2 separate regions of the Homo sapiens genome follow, and region 2 is linked to region 1. A link is an interaction called in ENCODE POLR2A ChIA-PET data of the cell type or tissue named here. Cell type or tissue: CD4-positive, alpha-beta T cell. All regions are shown on one strand.

Region 1 (8,000 bases):
TCTTTCTTGCCTTTCTCAGATACTTTTTTTTTAGACAGGGCCTCGTTCTGTCACCCAGACTGGAGTGCAGTGGTGCAATCTCGGCTCACCGCAACCTACCTCCACCTCCCAGGCTCAAGTGATTCTCCTGACTCAGTCTCCCGAGTAGTTGAAATTACAGGCAAGCGCCGCCACGCCTGGCTAATTTTTATTTTATTTATTTATTTATTTATTTTATTATTATTATTTTTTGAGATGGAGTCTCGCTCTGTCGCCCAGGCTGGAGTGCAGTGGCGCGATCTCTCGGCTCACTGCAAGCTCCGCCTCCCGGGTTCACGCCATTCTCCTGCCTCAGCCTCCGGAGTAGCTGGGACTACAGGCTCCCGCCGCCGCGCCCGGATAATTTTTTGTATTTTTAGTAGAGGCGGGGTTTCACCATGTTGGCCAGGCTGCTCTTGAACTCCTGACCTCAAATGATCCACCCGCCTCGGCCTCCTAAAGTGCTGCGATTACAGGTGTGAGCCACTGCGCCCAGCCTCAGATACCTTTATTAGAAATAAAGGCCAATCAGAAATGAACCCAAAGTATTTAAGAACCATTAACGTCCCTGCTAGATGTCATTTTCATCAATTCCTCGTATGTGTGAATATGCTTTAGCCAAAGACCATCAGAAACTGAGTTTGCAGTTGAAGAAACTAGATTTGTTACTCCTCACCCAAGAACTTATCATAGAGAACCACGAGCTGTCTCAAAATGAGGGTGTTAGAAAGGACATTTTAGTGGATTCAGGCTTGTGTTTGGTGATTTGAGGTATAAAAAAAATCACTGAAAAAGAACAGTTATGTAAAGTAATTGTAATTAATATATAATGAACATTTACATTGTGCTAGAGTGTTCTAAGATCTTTCAATAGTATATAACTCAGGAAAAAAGTGGACACCATGATTAGTGTAATATGCCACTGAGTTTACTGAAAAGGAATATGAAGCATAAGATTTCAGTTTACTTCTGAAATGTTACACCTTATAGTGTATAAGTGATGGAGACCTGGTTTCCTAGGTCTTCACCACCAAGGTATACAGGTCTAGTCGCCTTGGCTTTACAGTCTTTAGGTAATCATTGCCTACCTAAGCTGCCCCACTCACATTTCAACTAGCCAACATTTCTGCCAACCCACCCTCCAGAACAGCAATTTGTAGAGCTGGGGACTACTGTACCACTTCCCAGGCACTTGTCAGAGCCCAGGAAGAACTTGGAAAGATAAAAGCTTTTGGCCAAAGACAGTCCTACCAAGTATGTGCTTGGGTTGAGGAATCAAGGAATGTAAGTGGGAGGAGTCCTGGCTTCTTTCCTACCTGCACTCCTTACCCAGCAACAGACCTCTGACTTGGTCTTGATCCTAAAACAACAACAACCAAACAAAACAAAAGAAACAAAAGGCATTTGATGTTTCTCTATTATTTTATTGAGAAAGACAACCAAACGTTGATAAAGAATAGTGAAGGCAAACTTTTTTAAAGAACATGGATAGACATTATTATTATTATTATTATTGAGACGGAGTCTTGCTCTGTTGCCAGGCTGGAGTGCAGTGGCAGGATCTCGGCTCACTGCAGTCCTCCCGGTTCAAGCTATTCTCCTGCCTTAACCTCCCAAGTAGCTCGGACTACAGGCGCGCGCCACCACGCCCGGCTAATTTTTGTACTGTTAGTAGAGACGAGGTTTCACCATGTTGGCCAGGGTGGTCTCGATCTCCTGACCTCGTGATCCACCCTCCTCGGCCTTCCAAAGTGCTGGGATTACAGGTGTGAGCCACCGCACCCGGCCCGGATAGACATTATTGTAAGTGATAATTATTTCCAAAAGGATGATCCAGTAGAAGCGCTAAAATCTCAGGTAATCTAGTCCCCGAAATCCCTGGATAATGCGGCCCGGAGAGTGGGGAGAAGTAAACATCAATTCTTCCCCAGGAGGGAGGAGAAAGCCAAGTGCAGCATCCGCGGACGTGGCACTGCAAAGGACGTCTTTCCTAAATATCCAACCCTCGGGGTTCTTCCTTTGCAGGAGTCTGTTCTTTTTGCCCCGTAGCCGAACCTAGGCAGGCAGCGTGGGGTGGAGTTGGCAAACGTCCTGCAACCCATGAAGAGCCGCTATGGTACCACTAGCGGTTCTAGGACCCAAAAACTAACGAAACTGCTCAGGAGAAGCTGCAGGCTTGACCCACCAGAGGTGCTGCCACCGAGATCAATTCTGCTCGGACGAATGAGCGGTGCTATGACTCAGAAAGTGCCAGTCCGAGGAACCAGGGATACTGGGACATAGTGAAAGGAGTTAGCCAGCTTTAGGGAGACTGTAAGGGAAGGGTCCCCAGAGAACCTCCGACTGGTGTTTTGTGCAGATAAGGGAACTTGCACAAGGGACTTGCCTAAGCATGCCTGCTGCGGATTAAGAGCGCGCATGCGCACTGGGGGAATGGGATGGAGCCACCCGGGATTCTCGCCTTATACAAACAGGGAACCCAGCCTCCTTAGCTTTCATATAAAAGCCTTTGTATTCAGCCGTTAAGGAGCAACCGGCAACCTGCTTTCAGGACCCTTGTTTTTTATGAGAGCTTTCGTTTACGCTTAATAAATTCTACTCCACTCACTCTTCGATATCCGCGTGCCCACTTCCTCCTGATCGTGAGACAAGGACCCGGATATAGCTGAGCTTAGAAGCAAAAATCCTGCATCAATAGCAAATGCGGACACTGAACGACTAGCGGAGTACCCAGCGGCAAACTTTAGTTTTTGGTGCAGTTAAGGTATTGCCACTAAGAAATCGTCGTCTCTGAGAAATATCGAGGCTTGGAAGGTTGTACAGTGCTTCCACCGAGAAAGCACCTACCCAATGAAACGCCTGTGGCAGAAAAACCGAGCCCAAGCCCTTCCAGCGAAAGTGCTGAAAGAGCGCCTCCTCGGCCAATCACTGGGCTGAGACCGTGAGACAGCCAGCCCGGGGAAAGTGGCGGCGCTAGGAGAGGGGAAGCGTTACCACAAAGCACTTCTGAGTCTTGTGAACAAGAAACGTTCTGGGTTGTTTTGTTTTTGAGAAGGAGCCTCGCTCTGTCACCCAGGCTGGAGTTCAGTGGCGCAATCTCGTCTCATTGCAACCTCCGCCACCTGGGTTCAAGCATACTGCCTCAGCCTCCCGAGTAACTGGGATTGCAGGCACGCGCCACCACGGCCAGCTAATTATTGTATTTTTAGTACAGACGGGGTTTCACCCGCTGGCCAGGCTGGTCTCGAACTTCTGACCTCGAGTGATCCACCCGCCTCAGCCTCCCTAAGTGCTAGGATTACAGGCGTGAGCCACAGCGCCCCGCCGAAACGTTCTGTTGTGTTCAGCGCTTCCAGCGGTGCAGCAGCCGAGAAAACACTGAGTCTCCGCTATTGGCGAAAGTGCTGATGCGAAACTGCTGGCTCGACATAGGCACAGAGCCGCGGAAGAGAACCCTAGAGACCAGGCACCAGCTCTGCTCCCCGACTCACGGGAGAAAGCTAGTTAGTAGGAAGCTGAGACATGATACTCAAAATCAGTAGAAGAAATTATGCCACATTTACTCTCCTGGGGAAGGCAGTGGGTAAGAAAAAATAAAATACATAACATTTACATAAAAAATAAAATAAATTTTTAAAGCAAACAGAAATGAAAATAAAATACACCAGTAACCTCGCTCCCAGAAAAAGACACATCAAAAAAAATTTTTTTGAGTATACAAAACATACAAATAACCCTACAAAGAAATTGCAGTGTTGAACGATGCGATCCTACGGCTATATTTGTATTAGCACTAAACCTGTGCCTCTTGCGCCTATTCGAAAATTCCTCGGATTAAGAAGAAACAGCCATGGCTAAACCGGTATTTGCGACACCAAAAAGTTCCTGTAGCCTAGACACCTCAACTTCTGCATGAGTGAAAAATCACAAGCACAGCCAGGGCGAGAATCTCTATTGTGAAATCACACTTGGTATGACTAAAAGATTTCAGGCACTGCTAAATTTTTTTTTTAATTACATTCTCCAGTACCCAGATTTCTACAAGACTTAAAAACCGTACGAACGGCTATAATGGGGGTTCCTATTACAAAACAGGAACTTGCAACGACTACGTAGGCACGGTTAAAGCCAGCATTGTTACAACTAGAAATCGAAACTGGAATAAATCTCAACTTGCTACGCTAAGAAATAGCTAAACCCTGACTTGGTCAGACTAAGAAATCGGGAGTTTGAGAGCAGCCCGGGCAACATGGCGAAACCCCGTCTCTACAAAAAATTCTGGGTGTGGCGATGGGGAGCCTGTAATCCCAGCTGCTGGAAAGACTGAGGCGGGAGAATTACTGGAGGTTGCAGTGAGCCGAGATCGCACCACTGCACTCCAGCCTGGGAGACAAAAATGGACAAACAAACCAACAAACAAAGTTAACATTCTGAATAGGTTTATCAACATAAAGACACTGCTAGCTAACATTGGCTAGCCTCTCTAGATCTGCTAGAGATGTTTGCCTTTCTAGATCTGCTTACCATGCTTCAGTCACCTCTATGTTGCAAGAAGTAACCTGCATGGACTGCACTGGAGAGCTACTTTTGCTCCCAGGATTCTGATTGAGTTTAGGCACTGAAAGACACCAGCTGTTCAGAGATATGGAGTAGACCTTGCTTTGTTCCCCCTGGGCCTCAGTATATTGAATTATTTTACCTGAAGTCAAAATTAGGCTGCACTGCGGCTCCAACAGTTCCAGCAGACACAGGGAGGGCAGCACTGAAAGGGCAACACTTCGTCCTGGACATCTCAAAGTCCAGCCCCCGGTGATCCCGGCAGCCATCCGCCAGACCCTCTGAGGCCACATCTGCCTCACTTCTCAACTGAGCCATCTTCCCAGCATAAACAGCCGCTGCTTCCTCCTCCTCCGCCCTCTCCTCACATCCCCTGTGAATCTGAAGCCTGCAGGCAGGAAAAAGCAGCCCTTTTTCCCTCCAACATCCCCACCCTCACCTCTCAGGAGTAGAGTGTGCTTAGTGCGCCCCCAGCCCTGTCAGTTCTTCCGACTCTTATTCCAACTCGGGAGCCCTCCCAGGCGCCTATCCTAACTGGACCTTAGGGACCTTGAGTCTACTGAAGCCAGGAAGCCCACCCCTTGAAAACCTCCGGTGACTTCACAAGGATACCCAGCCCCTAGTCGGGCAAGAGACCATTCTCTGGGGAAAGAAAATTCTGTGGTGGCTTGTAGGTTCCTCTTTCTTTTCTCTGACCTCTTTTCTCAGTTCTGCTCATTTCACTCCTCTAGTGGGAAGACCTCAACCCTCCTCTCCCTTCCTCTACCCACTGTCAAGGTACACACACACACACACACACACACACACACACACACACAGACACATCCACCTGGGGCTGCTCGACGTTTTCCTCCTCTGTCTTCCCTGGAGTCTTCCCTTGTCTTTCCTGTGCAGCAGAAGGTGGATGGTGATTCTCATCCACCTTCAATGCCCTATACTCCCCACACGGAGGAGACACATTGGTGAAATAGGATTGATTTTTGTCCCCTGGTGGACCAGCAGATGTCCTGGTTTCTGCCTCACACACCAAAGGAAGTGCTTGACTGCTTTTTTCAGCTTGGGTTAACCTGCTGATCCATCAGCATAGCTTGTTACAGATATAATCCAGGTTATGTACGTGTGCTGGAGACAGCCACATGCCACCCTGGAAGTCCCTCACGGCTCTTCCTGGTCTTCTTTTCTCAGCCAGGAGATAGAGGAAAAGCGTCAGTGGGGCTGGGAAATCAATGACTGCCTGAGTTTCCTAACTTCCACATCACTTCTGGAGCCATGCCAGTTAGGGATCTCACCAGTCCTTTAATGTGCCCTGGGGGAGACCATTGTAATAGCACTTGAAATCCCAGAGACAGCAAGGGTCCCACTGAAAGCACCTGGCACAGTATTCTCTGGTAGAATTTGGAATCCAGTTTTCCATTGACTGTTGTCAATTTTGAAACCCAAAGAAATCAGCACATGTGCTGCTGCTCTTCTGGGAGGTCCAGCAGACACAGGGTCAAATTCTGTAAAATAGTTGATGAGATTTATTGTGAACCAAATGTGAGTGACCATTAGCCCATGAAACAGCCATCAGGAGATCCTGAGAACATGTGCTTCAGGTGGTCAGTGCACAACTTGGTTTATATATATTTTAGGAAGTCATGAGATCAATACATTTAAGGTGTTGTACATTGGTTCAGTCCAGAAAGGCAGTACAACTGGAAGCATGATCTTTCAAGTTGGAGAGGTTCAAAAATTTTATGATTGGCAATTTGTTGCAATAACTATTATCTCTAGAAAGGAATGCCTGGGTTGCCATAAGGTGTTCCAGAGACAAAGGTGTCGCAGATGAAGCCTCCAGGTGGAAGACTTCAGAGAGATAGATTGTAAATGTTTCTAACCAGACTTAAAGAGTCTGTTCTATCAATAATTTTAAAAGAGAGGAGAATATAATGAGGCATGTCTGACTCCCCCTTCCCAGCATGGCTTGAAACTACTTTTTCAGTCTAACTTTGGAATGCCCTTGGCGGAGAAGAGGGGTCCATTCAGATGTTGGTGGCAGGGGGCTTCAAATTTTATTTTTGGTTTACAATAGCAATGAAGTAATAACCACATTCAAGTTTAGTAAATGAGTGAGCCCTCATCTACTATGGTTATGTTTGTGTCCTGGTCTGAAAACCAATTTTTTTTTTTTATTGTTTTCTGGAATTATTCCTGGACATGAGGACTCTACCTGTCAGAGTTCAGTTAGGAAAAGAAACCAAAGCAGCCCACACCGTGAGAGCCAAGCTAATGTGCTGCCATCCCACTGCCAAGCCATAACCAGAATGACTGTTCATCTTTTTATTGCCTCATGTCCCACTAAGCCTGCCTACCATTGTGACCCTGTTGGTAAGGCAAATTTAGAAATGGAGGTTTTAGGAGTCCAGGCCCACAACTCAAGGGAGGAAACAAAAAGGCATAAATGTGCCTAACCACGAAGAATAAACACAGTAAAATAATAACTAAATGTGTTTTAAAAGCTAAATTTTAAAGATGTTTTTTTGGGTGGGGGAGATGGAGTCTTGCTCTGTTGCCCAGGCTGGGGTGCAGTGGCGGGATCTCAGCTCACTGCAACCTCCGCCTCCCAGGTTCACACCTTTCTCCTGCCTCAGCCTCCCAAGTAGCTGGGACTACAGGCGCCCGCCAACATGCCCGGCTAATTTTTTTGCATTTTTAATAGAGATGGGGTTTCACCGTGTTGGCCAGGATGGTCTCGATCTCCTGACCTTGTGATCTGCTCGCCTCGGCCTCCCAAAGTGCTGGGATTACAGGCGTGAGCCACCGCGCCCAGCCTTTTTTTTTTTTTTTTTTTTTTGAGACAGAGTTTTGCTCTTGTTGCCCAAGCTGGACTGCAGTGGCGCAATTTTGGCTCACGGCAATCGCTGCCTCCCGATTCAAGCGATTCTCCTGCCTGAGCCTCCCGAGTAACTGGGATTACAGGCATGCGCCACCATGCCTGGCTAATTCAGTAGAGATGGGGTCTCATCATGTTGGTCAGGCTGGTCTTGAACTCCTGACCTCAGGTGATCTGCCTGCCTCGGCCTCCCAAAGTGCTGGGATAACAAATGACTTCTTTTAACACAAAAACCCAATGTACTATCACTGTACTAACTACAAGATTAGACAACAAAAAAACCATTTTATTACATGACACTATGCCATAGGCAATGAGTTCCTCTAATTGAGCACAGTTTAAAAGTTGAGACATGACCATTTTCATTTGCATCCATGAAGCTCTGTGGCTGTATGTATAATCTCAATTGGAGGAAAAATCTAACATCTACATTTGAGGCTCATGAGTCTGAGGCCTTGTTCGATTGGCCCTCCTGTGGATATCCCCTCGCCCCACTGGCCCCAAGCCTACACATCTTATTAGATTTGAGCTTAGTCCTCTGAGTGGGGTCTTG
Region 2 (8,000 bases), 52 kb after region 1:
TAAGCTGATAAGCAACTTCAGCAAAGTCTCAGGATACAAAATCAATGTGCAAAAATCACAAGCATTCCTATACAACAATAACAAACAGAGAGCCAAATACTGAGTGAACTCCCATTCACAATTGCTTCAAAGAGAATAAAATACCTAGGAATCCAACTTACAAGGGATGTGAAGGACCTCTTCAAGGAGAACTACAAACCACTGCTCAATGAAATAAAAGAGGACACAAACAAATGGAAGAACATTCCATGCTCATCGATAGGAAGAATCAGTATTGTGAAAATGGGCATACTGCCCAAGGTAATTTATAGATTTTTTTTTTTTATTTTTTGAGACGGAGTCTCGCTCTGTTGCCCAGGCTAGAGTGCAGTGGCTTGATCTTGGCTCACTGCAAGCTCCGCCTCCCGGGTTCATGCCATTCTCCTGCCTCAGCCTCCCAAGTGGCTAGGACTACAGGCACCCACCACAATGCCCGGCTAATTTTTTGTATTTTTTTAGTAGAGACAGGGTTTCACCATGTTAACCAGGATGGTCTGGATCTCCTGACCTCGTGATCCGCCCACCTCAGCCTCCCAAAGTGCTGGGATTACAGGCATGAGCCACCGCGCCCGGCCGGTAATTTATAGATTTAATGCCATCCCCATCAAGCTACCAATGACTGTCTTCACAGAATTGGAAAAAGCTACTTTAAAGTTCACATGGAACCAAAAAAGAGCCCACATTGCCAAGACTGTGGGGGAAATAAAGAGAGATCAGGCTGTTACTGTGTCTATGCAGAAAGAAGAAGACATAAGAAACTCCATTTTGTTCTGTAGTAAGAAAAATTCTTCTGCCTTGAGATGCTATTAATCTGTAACGCTAGCCCCAACCCTGTGGTCACAGAAATATTTGCTGTGTTGACTCAAGGTTTAATGGATATAGGGCTGTGCAGGATGTGCTTTGTTAAAAATGTGTTTGCACGCAGTATGCTTGGTAAAAGTCATCACCCTTCTCTGGTCTCAAGTACCCAGGGACACAATGCACTGTCGAAGGCCACAGGGACCTCTGCCCAAGAACGCCTGGGTATTGTCCAAGGTTTCTCCCCACTGAGACAGCCTGAGACATGGCCTCGTGGGAAGGGAAAGACCTTACCGTCCCCCAGCCCGATACCCATAAAGGGTCTGTGCTGAGGAGGATTAGTGAAAGAGGAAGGCCTCTTTGCAGTTGAGATAAGAGGAAGGCATCTGTCTCCTGCTCGTCCCCGGGAATGGAATGTCTTGGTGTAAAACCCGAACGTACATTCTATTTACTGAGATGGGAGAAAACTGCCTTATGGCTGGAGGTGAGACATGCTGGCGACAATACTGCTCTTTACTGCACTGAGATGTTTGTGTAAAGTCAAACATAAATCTGGCCTACAAGCACATCGAGGCACAGCACCTTTCCTTAAACTTATTTATGACACAGAGTCCTTTGTTCACATGTTTTCCTGCTGACCCTCTCCCCACCCTGCCACATCCCCCTCACCAAGATAGTAGAGATAGTGATCAATAAATACTGAGGGAACTCAGAGACCAGAGCCGGTGCGGGTCCTCCATATGCTGAGCGCTGGTCCTCTGGGCCCACTGTTCTTTCTCTATACTTTGTCTCTGTGTCTTATTTCTTTTCTCAGTCTCTCATCACACCTGATGAGAAATACCCACAGGTGTGGAGGGGCTGGCCCCCTTCAAAGACAATCCTAAGCAAAAAGAACAAAACTGGAGGCATCATGCTACCTGACTTCAAAGGATACTACAAGGCTACAGTAACCAAAACAGCATGGTACTGGTACCAAAACAGAGAGATAAACCAATGGAAGAGAACAGAGCCCTCAGAAATAATACCATACATCTACAACCATCTGATCTTTGACAAACCTGACAAAAACAAGAAATGGGGAAAGGATTCCCTATTTAATAAATAGTGCTGGGAAAACTGGCTAGCCATATGTAGAAAGCTAAAACTGGATCCTTTCCTTACACCTTATACAAAAATTAATTCAAGATGGATTAAAGACTTAAATATTAGACCTAAAAACCATAAAAACCCTAGAAGAAAACCTAGGCAATACCATTCAGGACACAAGCATGGGCAATGACTTCATGACTAAAACACCAAAAGCAATGGCAACAAAAGCCAAAATTGACAAATGGGATCTAATTAAACTAAAGAGCTTCTGCACAGCAAAAGAAACCACCATCAGAGTGAAGAGGCAACCTACAGAATGGGAGAAAATTTTTGCAATCTACCCATCTGACAAAGGGCTAATATCCAGAATCTACAAAGAACTTAAACAAGTTTACAAGAAAAAATCAAACAACCCCATCACAAAGTGGGCAAAGGATATGAACAGACACTTCTCAAAAGAAGACATTTATGCAGCCAACAGACACATGAAGAAATGCTCATCATCACTGGTCATCAGAGAAATGCAAATCAAAACCACAATGAGATACCATCTCACACCAGTTAGAATGACGATCATTAAAAAGTCATGAAACAACAGATGCTGGAGAGGATGTGGAGAAACAGGAACACTCTTACACTGTTGATGGGAGTGTGAATTGGTTCAACCATTGCGGAAGACAGTGTGGTGATTCCTCAAGGATCTGGAACTAGAAATACCATTTGATCCAGCCATCCCATTACGGGGTATATACCCAAAGGATTATAAATCATGTTACTATAAAGACACATGCACATGTATGTTTACTGCAGCACTATTTACAATAGCAAAGACTTGTAACCAACCCAAATGTCCATCAATGATAGACTGGATTAAGGAAATGTGGCACATATACACCATGGAATACTATGCAGCCATAAAAAAGGATGAGTTCATGTCCTTTGCAGGGACATGGATGAAACTGGAAACCATCATTCTGAGCAAACTACCACAAGGACAGAAAACCAAACACTACACGCTCTCACTCATAGGTGGGAATTGAACAATGAGAACACTTGGACACAGGGTAGGGAATATCACACACCCAGGCCTGTCATGGGGTGGGGGGAGGGAGGAGGGATAACATTGGGAGGAATATCTAATGTAAATGATGAGTTAATGGGTGCAGCACACCAACTTGGCACATGTATATGTATGTAACAAACCTGCACATTGTGCACATGTACACTCGAACTTAAAAGTATAATAAAAAAATTTTAAAAAGAAAGTAGCATTTTAGAAAACAACTTCTCAATAAATAGCCTATAAACAAAAAAAAAAGTAAAAAGAAAAATAAGTGCATCCTATAGACAACACAACACAATGGGCCATGACCCAGCCAGGACATGCCAACCTGTGAAGCTGGACAGATAGATGCCTAGAGCAGAGCCCAGGCTGCCCACAAGAAATTGCTGAAAACTAAGGCTTAGGACAGACTGGAACCCAGAAAAGAAAGGAACCCCGGTCTTGGTCATGGTTCATGGCACCACTCCTTTATAACAATGCCCTAGAAGAAGCCCATGCACCTCAGTGGGAGCACTCATGCTGTTCTTGGGGAACCTTCATAGGACTGTGCCCTGCCTTGAGCTGGAAGTCTCTGCAGTAGACATCCTTCCATATTTTGTTCTTCATCTTCTGAACGCCTTCAAGGTTTTTCAATTGGAAAAATTCTATCTGCATAATCAACAATGTGCTAAGGAACTCTACTTTTAGATCTTCTTAGAATTCATAGTTCTTTGTACATGAGGATTAAAGCATTCTTCTGTATTCTCCACTTGTGAAATAGATTTGAGGTTGGTGGAGTCAGGATTGGAAACACATACAGGTGGGCAGGGGCATGAAAGGGACTGGGACCCAGATCAGAGCTGGAGGCTGAACTCCAGGGAGCCTTTGAATAGCTATGGATATCACCAGGGTGGGAAGGGACAGTGCTCCACTGTCCTGGGATTCTCTTGAAACTGAGCTTGGCCTCCCTGCTGAGAGCAGAGAACAACCATCAATAAATATTCCTTCAATGGTCTGAAGTTTACGTTTACAGGGTGGAGGTGGAAATTAAATTTAGGGAGCCATGAGGAAGACCCCCAGCCCTGTGCCTTTTGAATTGACAACCATGGCATTTCAGGGCATCAGCTCCAGGTCAGGCATTCTCAGGCAGTTGCATAATTCTGCCAATGTGGGGCCCGCCCACCTCAAAAATCCACATGGATTGGATCCAGCAAAACCAAATATTCAGCAAAACTTCAAGATCTAGCAACACTGAAGGCTCAAGTACATCACCGGTGCATACTTGGCCCAAGGAGGCTATTCTCTCACAATCTCTACCCAGCTCCGGGCCTGCAGCATCTGAGACTCACTCCTTCAAGCTGCAGGTATCCCAGGAAAAAGATTTATGCATCCTCATAGCTTCAACATGCAGTGTGTCAGGCACAGAAAAATGGTTGTCTTCAGAAAGTGATAAAAAAAACATGCAGTAGCAATCACCCTTTGGACTTTGAAACTTTTCTGTCACCTTAGATGTCAGAAACTAAAACCCAGAAACTTGGTGTTGGCATTAATTTGGTCTAGCTATGAAGACTTTTTTTTTTTTTTTTTCACACAGTGACAGTTCTGAATTTGAATATAAAGGAGCTTAGGTGCTATAATCTGAATGGAACGTGGGAATAAAACTGTCTTTGCCTTGTACTTCTTGTTAGATTAATTAAATACCAATTATCAGTATAAGAAAATGGCAATAAATTGTCAAAGTGGAATTGGAAAGTGTTTTTAGGATTTGGATATGAAGCAGGCTTCCCATGTGACCATTCTCACTTCTTATTCTGAAGTCTAACACTCTGCTTTTCTTTCTCTCCCTCTCTTCATTGATTCTTCTAGTGGCTGGTGTTTGGGTATTGTGGGAACTGAGCTTTCATCTCCTATGTTAGCCATAGAGATGAGGGCTTTGAGGGCACCATGGAATCCGATTGCTGGAAATAAATCAATCTTAAAGGAAAGGAAAATTTAAAAATCAGGTGCAACAAAAGCAAAATGAGAAAACTGCTAAACTCTACAATTCTATAAAGAAGAATTGCATAAAAAGGAAATAACAGGAAAAGGTAAGAAAATTTAAAAGGATATCAGAAAATATAGCATACAGGGTCAGAAAGATTTGAGAATATGACGAGATGGTTTTAGAAGGCAGGATGGGGCCGGGCACGGTGGCTCATGCCTATAATCCCAGCACTTTGGGAGGCTGAGGCAGACGGATCACGAGGTCAGGAGATCGAGACCATCCTGGCTAACACGGTGAAACCCTGTCTCTACTAAAAATACAAAAAAAAAAAAAAAAAAAAAAATTAGCCGGGCGTGTTGGCGGGCACCTGTAGTCCCAGCTACTCGGGAGGCTGAGGCAGGAGATTGGCGTGAACACGGGAGGCGGAGCTTGCAGTGAGCGGAGATCGCGCCACTGCACTCCAGCCTGGGAAACAGCGAGACTCTGGCTCAAAAAAAAAAAAAAAAAAAAAAAAAAAGGCAGGATGGGCTGGGCGCGGTGGTTCACGCCTGTAATCCCAGCACTTTGGGAGGCCGAGGCGGGCCGATCGCCTCAGGTCAGGAGTTCGAGACCAGCCTGACCAACATGGAGAAACCCCGTCTCTACTAAAAATACAAAATTAGCCGGGCATGGTGGCCCGCGTCTGTAGTCCCAGGCAGGAGAATTGCTTGAACCCGGGGAGGGGGTGGGGCGGAGGTTGCAGTGAGCCGAGATCTCGCCATTGTACTCCAGCCTGGACAACAGGAGTAAAACTCCGTCGAAAAGAAAGGAAGGAAGGAAGGAAGGAAGGAAGGAAGGAAGGAAGGAAGGAAGGAAGGAAGGAAGGAAGGAAGGAAGGAAGGAAGGAAGGAAGGAAGGAAGGAAGGAAGGAAGGAAGGAAGGAAGGAAGGAAGGAAGGAAGGAAGGAAGGAAGGAAAAAGAAAGAGAGAGAAAGAAAGAAAAGAAAAGAAAGGTGGCAGGATGGAATTTGGAAAAAATTAACATTTTAAAAATAGAAATGTAAAGGCGGATGGAAGGAGAGAAATTGAACAACAGGAAATGGATACCATGCATCTCTGAAATAATAACTGTTGAAAATTAGTGTGTCAATTTTAGGGTTTAATGCATTATTATAAACAAGTGGATAAACAAATATAAGTGCATATACCAGTTATGAAAACATGTCTTAAGGACTATGATTAGGACTTATCTATTACTCAGTGTCATGCTTCTAATGGCCGGTTGTGTTTTTTTTTAAAGAAAGAAAAGCCCCTATAAATGTGGCTCCTAAATATCCAGCCCTCGAGGTTGTTCCTTTGCAGGAGTCTGTTCCTTTTGGCCGGCTGCTGAACCTAGGGAGGCAGCGTGGGATGGAGTTGGCAAACATCCTGCAAGTCCACGACCCATGAAGAGCCGCTATGGTACCACTAGCAGTGCTAGGACCCAGAAACTAGCGAAACTGTTTAGGAGAAGCTGCGGGCTGGACCCACCAGCGGTGCTGCCACGGAGGTCAATCCTGCTTTGACAAGTGAGCGGTGCTGCAACTGAGAAAGTTACAGTCTGAGGAACCAGGGGTACTGGGACACAGGAAAAGGAGTCAGCCAGCTTGCTTTAGGCACACAGTAAGGGAAGGGTCCCCAGAGAACCTCCGGAATAAAAGAACTTGCACAGGCGCCTGGCCTAAATGTGCCCTTGCTGACTAAGGGCCCGCATATGCACTGGGGCAATGGGGGTGGAGCCACCAGGAATTTGCGCCTTATACAAACAGGGAACCTAGCCCCATCAGCTTTTAAATAAAAGCCCTTGTATTTAAATATTAAGGGGGCAACCAGAAACCTGTTCTCAGGACCCCTCTTTTTGCTGTGAGCTTTCCTTTTCGCTTAGTAAATTCTACTGCACTCACTCTTCGATATCTGCGTGCCCATTTCTTCATGATGGTGAAACAAAAACCTGAACTTAGCCGGGCGCGATGGCTCACGCCTGTAATCCCAGCACTTTGGGAGGCCGAGGTGGGTGGATTACCTGAGGTCAGGAGTTCAAGACCAGCCTGGCCAACATAGTGAAACCCTGTCTCTACGAAAAATACAAAAATTAGGTGGCAGTGGTGGCGTGTGCCTGTAATCCCAGCTACTCAGGAAGCTGAGACAGGAGAATCGCTTGAACCTGAGAGGCGGAGGCTGCAGTGAGCAGTGATGGCGCCATTGCACTCCAGCCTGGGCGACAGAGCGAGACTCCGTCTCCAAACAACAACAACAACAACAACCTGGACTTAGCTGAGCTGAGGAGCCAAAATCCTGCATCAATATCAAGTGTCACACTGAATAGCGGTGTGTCCTGTGGCAAACTTTATTTTTGGCGCAGTTAAGGCATTGCTACTAAGAAACTCGTCTCTGAGAAATATCGGTGGTTGGAAGGTTGTAGGGTGCTTCCACCGAGAAAGCGCCTACCCAGTGAAATACGCCTGTGACAGAAAAACCGAGGCCAAGCCCTGCCAGCAGTCTTGCCCAATCACGGTGCTGAGACAGTGAGACAGCCAGCCCGGGGAAAGTAGCCGTGCTAGGACACAGGAAGCGATACCACAAAGAACATGTGAGTCTTGTGAACAAGGAATGTTGTTTTGTTCAGCGCTACCAAGAGCGCGGCAACCGAGAAAACACGGAGTCGCCCCTAGTGGCGAAAGTGCGGATGCGAAACCGCTGGCTCGGCGTAAGAGCAGAGCCGCGGAAGAGAACCCTAGCGGCGGGGAACTAGCTCGCCTTCAGTGCTCACGGGAGAAGGCAAGTTAGAAAGAACCTGAGACGTGACACTGAAAATCAGTAGAAGAAATACGCCACATTTATTCTACCGGGGAAGACAGTGGGTAAGAAAAAAATACCGTAACATTTAAATTAAAAAATAATTAAAAATTTAAAAGCAAATAGAAATTAAAACAAAATACACTGATAACCTCGCTGCCAGAACAAGATACACCAAAAAAAAATTTTTTTTTTTGAGTATACAAAACATACAAAGCATCCTACAAACAGAAAG

What was found. Peaks named below come from ENCODE experiments on the same cell type or tissue, not always from the same donor. Only the 100,000 strongest peaks of a DNase experiment are listed, where the experiment ranks them.
Region 2: POLR2A ChIA-PET joins it to region 1 with 16 read pairs; 27 of 35 experiments call an interaction of 5 or more read pairs at or near these places.

Annotation. Positions count from the first base shown.
Region 1 is chr5:43,005,312-43,013,311 of GRCh38, forward strand. No RefSeq gene overlaps it. Among named protein-coding and RNA genes, the nearest start is that of FLJ32255, 16 kb to the left of the region's middle. RefSeq lists enhancers at 2,018-2,870, 2,356-2,405, 4,874-5,374 and a silencer at 2,846-2,935. In CD4-positive, alpha-beta T cell, a CTCF peak has its summit at 5,525; DNase peaks (open chromatin) are centred at 2,440, 2,960, 3,410, 4,130 and 1 weaker place; H3K4me3 peaks cover 4,024 bases; H3K27ac peaks cover 4,849 bases.
Region 2 is chr5:43,057,404-43,065,403 of GRCh38, forward strand. All of the region lies in intron 2 of ANXA2R-OT1 (ANXA2R overlapping transcript 1), which reads right to left. It overlaps LOC100132356 (a long non-coding RNA gene), which reads right to left. Exons shown (of 1, transcript NR_034127.1): 1 at 7,784-8,000. Among named protein-coding and RNA genes, the nearest start is that of ANXA2R-OT1, 6.0 kb to the right of the region's middle. RefSeq lists a silencer at 804-1,098. In CD4-positive, alpha-beta T cell, CTCF peaks have their summits at 7,661 and 7,861; DNase peaks (open chromatin) are centred at 6,568 and 7,598; H3K4me3 peaks cover 1,148 bases; H3K27ac peaks cover 1,481 bases.